Linked DNA regions of Homo sapiens: region 2 is linked to region 1. The links are chromatin contacts, found by POLR2A ChIA-PET in ENCODE. All regions are on one chromosome and are shown on one strand. Each heading gives the region's core, a stretch centred on a gene start or an enhancer-like site at or near the end of the contact. The rest is flanking DNA. Distances are from core to core; before and after follow the strand shown. Region 1 overlaps MBTPS1 (membrane bound transcription factor peptidase, site 1). Region 2 holds the start of ATP2C2 (ATPase secretory pathway Ca2+ transporting 2).

Region 1 (2,782 bases), core at 283-2,782:
GGAACCTCTACTCAGACCAGCCCTTGCCCGCCAGCTTGGCGTTGACTTTCAGCCTAATTGCTGATAGGACTGGACGTCTTTGCTTTCACTTGCCCAAAGTGAAAGAGACAGGCTGACAGTTTCCAAATGAATAAATAACAGAAAAATAGAGAAATTTTAATTTGCAAACTTACTGTATTCTTCCCCCTCACTTAAGCCAGAGTAGTGTTTTTCCCATCGCGCTCTTCGCTCTAGCTCCGGTGTCCTCCCAAGCTCTGTGCTGCTGTTGCCAGCGTATCAACCTCTCTGTCTTCTTCGGGTCTAAGTTGTATTGGCCTGAACGAGTTTTTCAGATCCCAGAGTTAATAATGATACTGTGCACCACAGAGTGCAGGAATCGCACACGTTCATTTGATCGTCCCCCGCCTGCAGGCAAGGCAGATGGGGACCCCACGTTTTGCTGCTCAGACTCTCTCCCACTGTTGGTTCCTTGTATGTTTCGTATTCTCCCTGGAGACAGTGGTTTCTTCAGAGACAAAGATGCTGTCTGGTTCCCGGCACCAGTTTGCCCACTTCCTTATATGCAGTGGTTCTGGAATCACCATTGCCTCCGACTGCTCCAGGCCTTAGGGAGAGGACCTCGATAGCCCCAGGCTCAGGTCCACTCAGCAGGCTTCAGCTCCTCCCCCTGACAGGCTCCTTCCAGGGCCTCGCTTGGAGTGTCCTCCCGAGGCGCTTGGTCATGTTTAGCTTTATGCAAAAACAGGCTCCTGCTGGTCATATTGTAAACTCAGTAGAATCTCATGAACAGGGACTTGATTTTGATCTTTCTCCCTCGGGACGTGGAAACGGCCACCATAGTTGCTGTCAGTGGCATTTAGGTGGCCGTGGACGCAAATGGCATTTCACATCTCCCCGTAGATCACTTGCTCTGTCTTGAGTTTCAGTTGAACTTCCTAGACTAGTACCTAGACTAGTACAATGGCTTATTTTTGTTTTGTTTTAATCCATTTTCCTGAAGTAACCTTTGGAAACATCAGAAGCTACTCTCCATTGACCTGGACAAGGTGGTGTTACCCAACTTTCGATCGAATCGCCCTCAAGTGAGGCCCTTGTCCCCTGGAGAGAGCGGCGCCTGGGACATTCCTGGAGGTGAGTTCTCGGCTGCTTTGTGATTGTGCTCAGTCATCCTGTATTTTGTTCAAAGGAGTCTCCCTCCCTCCCCAGGAGGCGGGCCAGACTCTCCCTGTCTCTGCCTTCCTGGGAGCTGTGGTGGCCTTGGCTCTTGGCTTCTTTTGTGGCACAAACCAGCATGAGCAAGGGCAGGCCTGACAGATTAAGAGATTGTTGTTTCCCTTAGAAAATGCTACCTAGATTTTCACATTTGAATTTATTTTACAACGGCTGGGTGATCTACTTAAACATGTTCAAAGTAACTTGCACGCTCTTTATGAAAGTTCTGCCAGCCACCTATTAACGTCCCTTACAGGATGCCTGTCTGCTGGTTTGGGTCCCAGCCAATGGCAGCAGCCGCCCTGGCTCCCAGCCCTCAGCCCAGAAGGCCCCTTCAGTTCTCTGCCCTGCCCCCCTGGGAGGGACTTGACTGAGCTGGGGTGTGTCCCTTAGGTGGTCTCATCCTGTCTGTCTCTCCAGGGATCCTGACTGGCTACATAGACTGCCTAGGGCAGGTTCTTCTCCACTACCCAAGGCAATTGGTACCAGGCCTTTCCAGCCGAGCCTGGGCAGTTCTTTTGCTCTAGAGTCCCCTGTACTCTTCCAAAGAGTTTATAGCTACCAAGAGGAGTTTCTCTGGGTTCCAGGAATTGTCCAGAAATGGGATCAGGAAGGGGCACCCCTGTCTGTGCAGTCCAGCCCTGGACACCACGTGGTGGTGCCAGGGTCCTGAGGGCCTTGCGCATAGGTCACGGGGTGCGCTGAAGGTAAATTCCAGAGCCCTTGGCCTTGCCCAGTCGTATTGACATTCTGAACCAGGGTCCTCTGATGGCCTCTCCTGGCTTTCAGCCACACGTCCCCTCCATGAAGGGCTTTCCCAGAGGCGGGGCACTGCCAGCGGTGCTTCTTCCGCCACGCCCCCTTTCTCCTCCTCCCACTCAGCTGGAACCACAGGCCCCTCCTTCTCCCCTGGATAGAGACGTGCCCATCTTCCCTTGTGTTTAGAGAAACACAGAGCGCCTCTGGGCCTCCCTTCGGTAGGTTGTGACAGAAGCATAGCTGGGCCTGATCATCCGTCTGCGGGGATCCCAGGGAGGAAGGGCAGCAGAGATCCACCGAGCCTCCACCCCACAGGAAGTGGCTGCTCTTTGCTCTCATCCACTCTTTATTAATAGCCTGGGTTACTTTAGCTAAGGCTTAAAAATGATGTATGCCCTGCAAGCCCAGCTAGTGAAATTAGCTCGCATTTAGTTTCTGATGAATCCAGCCGTCATAGAAAAAGGCCGTCATGGTAGCTCTGTGGCGTTCCTGCCTGTTCAACCGGCTGTCCTCTTACAGGGATCATGCCTGGCCGCTACAACCAGGAGGTGGGCCAGACCATTCCTGTCTTTGCCTTCCTGGGAGCCATGGTGGTCCTGGCCTTCTTTGTGGTACAAATCAACAAGGCCAAGAGCAGGCCGAAGCGGAGGAAGCCCAGGGTGAAGCGCCCGCAGCTCATGCAGCAGGTTCACCCGCCAAAGACCCCTTCGGTGTGACCGGCAGCCTGGCTGACCGTGAGGGCCAGAGAGAGCCTTCACGGACGGCGCTGGTGGGTGAGCCGAGCTGTGGTGGCGGCTGGTTTAAAAGGGAT
Region 2 (2,817 bases), core at 93-2,592, 310 kb before region 1:
GATTGCTCAAAAACTGCTAGTTACGTGGTCCTGTGGCCTACCACCCTAAGACCAGAATTCTTACATCAACAGGGATGTATAAAACACTATTTTTAAAAAAGCACAAAACACTATTTTTAAAAAAGCACGAATACTTAATCTCACAAACAAAATGTTTTGACCATTAGTATTCTTTGGGAGAAAAAAATAAAATTTTAAGTCAAATATTTTTTCAGCTAATTTCTTTTTTTAATTAAAAGGTAAGTTTACCTTTGAAGTTTCCTTTCACTGGTCAAAAGGCCATCGCCAAGTCATATTTCTAATTAGCAACCCAGGGGACTCGTTCAGAAATGTTACTTTTGAACGACTGCTTAAGCGTAAATGAAAAAAAAAAAAGTGCAACGACCCTCTGGCGTGCAGAGAAACGCTTCTGCAGAAATTCAGTGCCCCCCTGACCTTAAAGCATGCAACGAGTTCTGTTTGCGAAGCTAAAAAGAAGGGTGTTGGGTCACCCTCAAGCCTGGCTTCACCCCTGGCTTCCAAGAATCCAAGGAACAGGAGGGGCTTTATTTGACAGCTTTGCCACTTCGTTCCCTCATGAACCGCCCTGCCCTGGCACCCTGCTGCTTTATCCCAGAGGGTCCCTGAAGGTTGCAAAGCAGGCATACAGCTCTGAGTGACTTTCTAAAAGTACCTGACTGTAGGAAGTGAGGCTGGGAGGTCCCTCAGCTCCAACTTTGCTTTCTATTATTGCTACAACATTTCAGCAATCTTTTGTTTTTTGCATCCCTCTAATTTTATTTTCCAATTTAAGTTTTAAAAATCCATAAAGCAGCCCAAGTCTGGAGACCCAGGAATTTTAATTCTCTGGAGTCAGAGAAACCTAGGTTAAGTTCCCAGCCAGGTCACTTCCTAGCTCCGTGCCCCTTAGGGAATATACTTAACCACTCTCGGCCTCAGTTTCTCAACCACAAAATGGGTTCACGTGAGGGTTCCATGCTGAGCTCCCCGCGCCAGAGCGCAGATGAGAGCGCGGTTGCTGTGAGGACAGCTTCTTTCCAGAGCCAGGGGAGGAGGGCGAGTTCGCGGATCGCAGCGCGAACGCGGGGTCTCGGGCCGGGGACGGTTACGACGGAGGGGATGGGGGGTCGGGTCGCACGCCCGGCGCGGAGTCGCGGGGACTCACCAAGGCTTCCTCTTCGTCCTTCTCCAGCGCCTGGTACTGGCGGCCCCCGCCCGAGAAGCCGAGTTTCTTCAGGAACTCGGAGACGCGTCCCTCGACCATGGTGAGCGGGCGCAGGCGTTGCCTGCGTCCCTAGGTCCCCGGCGAGGCCCGGGATGGCTGCGCGCGCCCAAGCCTCCTGGGCCGGACCCGGTTACCAGGTAGCTGTCTACCTGCCCGCGGCAGGTGAGGCCCCGCCCCTGGGGCGGGGCTGCGCACAGGGAGGTGCCGGCTCACCCGGCCCCGCCCCGCGAGCTCGCCTGGGACCCCAGGGGCTCTGGGGACAGCGCCGGCTGGCCATGAAAGGCCCAGGGAGAGGCTGCGTCGCCTCAGGGCTTGGGCTGTTTCCCAAACTTACAGATCCTAAGAATCACCTGGAGTGGGGGAGGTGGAGGAGCAAATGCTGGTTTAAAATCCGGATTCCCAGACCCCTCCCTGCCCAGTCACGGTTTGGAGCCGCCGGGAGCTGGGTTTTTAACGAGCCCCAGGTGATCCTCTTGAGGAACCCAGGGTGGGCGGCTCTAAGGCGCCGGGAGCGAGGTGGCTGGAGCTCAGTCAGACTCACACCTGCGGCTGTGCACTCTGGACGGGTCACGTGGCCTTTCTGAGCCTCGGCAACCTAGCCTGTCATTGAGCGGGGAGCAGCAGAAGGCTAAGACCCCCACCTCCAGGGCCCTGGGAGTGAGTCCAGGAACAGGAGCGACTGAGAGCCCTGCTGCCTTTGGCGCCTGCATGGTCTCGGATGGTCAGGGCCCCTGTCCTCGTCTGCAGGATGAGCGCCGCTCTTGCTCGTCGTGGGACCTGAGCAGGTTTCTTATATTTTTAGCGCCTTGGTTTACTGCTCTGCAGAATGGCCACCACGATAGCGCCTCCTTCACAGTGACATGGAGAGGCCCCAGCGGACAGTGCTGTACAGGAAGGTCTCGAGCAGGGCTTGGAGTAGAGAATGTGCTGGTGTCCCCATGACACCATCCTCCTCCTCTTCATCATCAGAAGGTGCTGGGCTCAAATGGCTCCCAAAGTATGTGAGTCCATACGCAGTGTAGACAGTTGCCAGCAGCCAAGTGGGTGCTTTGAAGTTCCAGGGCTTTCTTTGGCTTCAGGTAGGACTAGATCCGTAACTAGACCCACCACTTAGCAGAGGGGGAGCTCTGGGGAAGTCCGTGCCACCCGCCTTTCCGCTGGCTTCCTCATCTCTACAGGGAAGTTACTCACGGGCTACAGGAGGTGCCCTCTGCATTTGTCCACGAAATTCAGCCACCCCTTTTGAGCAAATATTTGCCACCTACCTCAATTGCTCCCGAGGGTTGACTCCAGGCCACGAAAACCTGCAGGGCAGTTCCAGTGCCCCTTCTTGTATCTCCTGCATCTTCCTCTTTCAAGGAAACAAAGGCTACGGTATCAGCCTGGCCCCACTCCCCAGTTTCAACAAAGGTGCAGGAATAATGGTAACAGCAAACCTCTGATGTGAGTGAGTCCAGATTTGAATCCCAGGAATGTTCCTTTCCGACCTTGGGCAATTTTCTTCACCTCTCTCCACCTCAGTTTACTCATCCATAAAATGGGGATGTCACTACCTACCCGTAGGAGTCAGGGTCCCAGTAGGAAATAGTAAT

Evidence for each region. ChIA-PET counts read pairs that join two places held with the same protein, here RNA polymerase II (POLR2A).
Region 2: POLR2A ChIA-PET joins it to region 1 with 10 read pairs in activated T-cell. The contact joins the promoter of ATP2C2 here to the enhancer-like site in region 1. POLR2A ChIA-PET finds 5 or more read pairs at or near these places in 3 of 52 experiments (Panc1, activated T-cell and activated naive CD4-positive, alpha-beta T cell).

What each region holds. Positions count from the first base shown.
Region 1 is chr16:84,054,354-84,057,135 of GRCh38, reverse strand. It overlaps MBTPS1 (membrane bound transcription factor peptidase, site 1), which reads left to right. Exons shown (of 23, transcript NM_003791.4): 22 at 1,001-1,131; 23 at 2,491-2,782. The coding sequence ends at 2,687. Among named protein-coding and RNA genes, the nearest start is that of SLC38A8, 13 kb to the right of the region's middle. RefSeq lists enhancers at 710-1,302, 1,303-1,896. Within about 2 kb of position 1,532, at least 5 of the 41 ENCODE cell types and tissues checked have a DNase peak (open chromatin) inside an H3K27ac peak, as active enhancers do.
Region 2 is chr16:84,367,063-84,369,879 of GRCh38, reverse strand. It overlaps ATP2C2 (ATPase secretory pathway Ca2+ transporting 2), which reads right to left and starts at 1,342. Exons shown (of 27, transcript NM_014861.4): 1 at 1,166-1,342. The coding sequence starts at 1,264.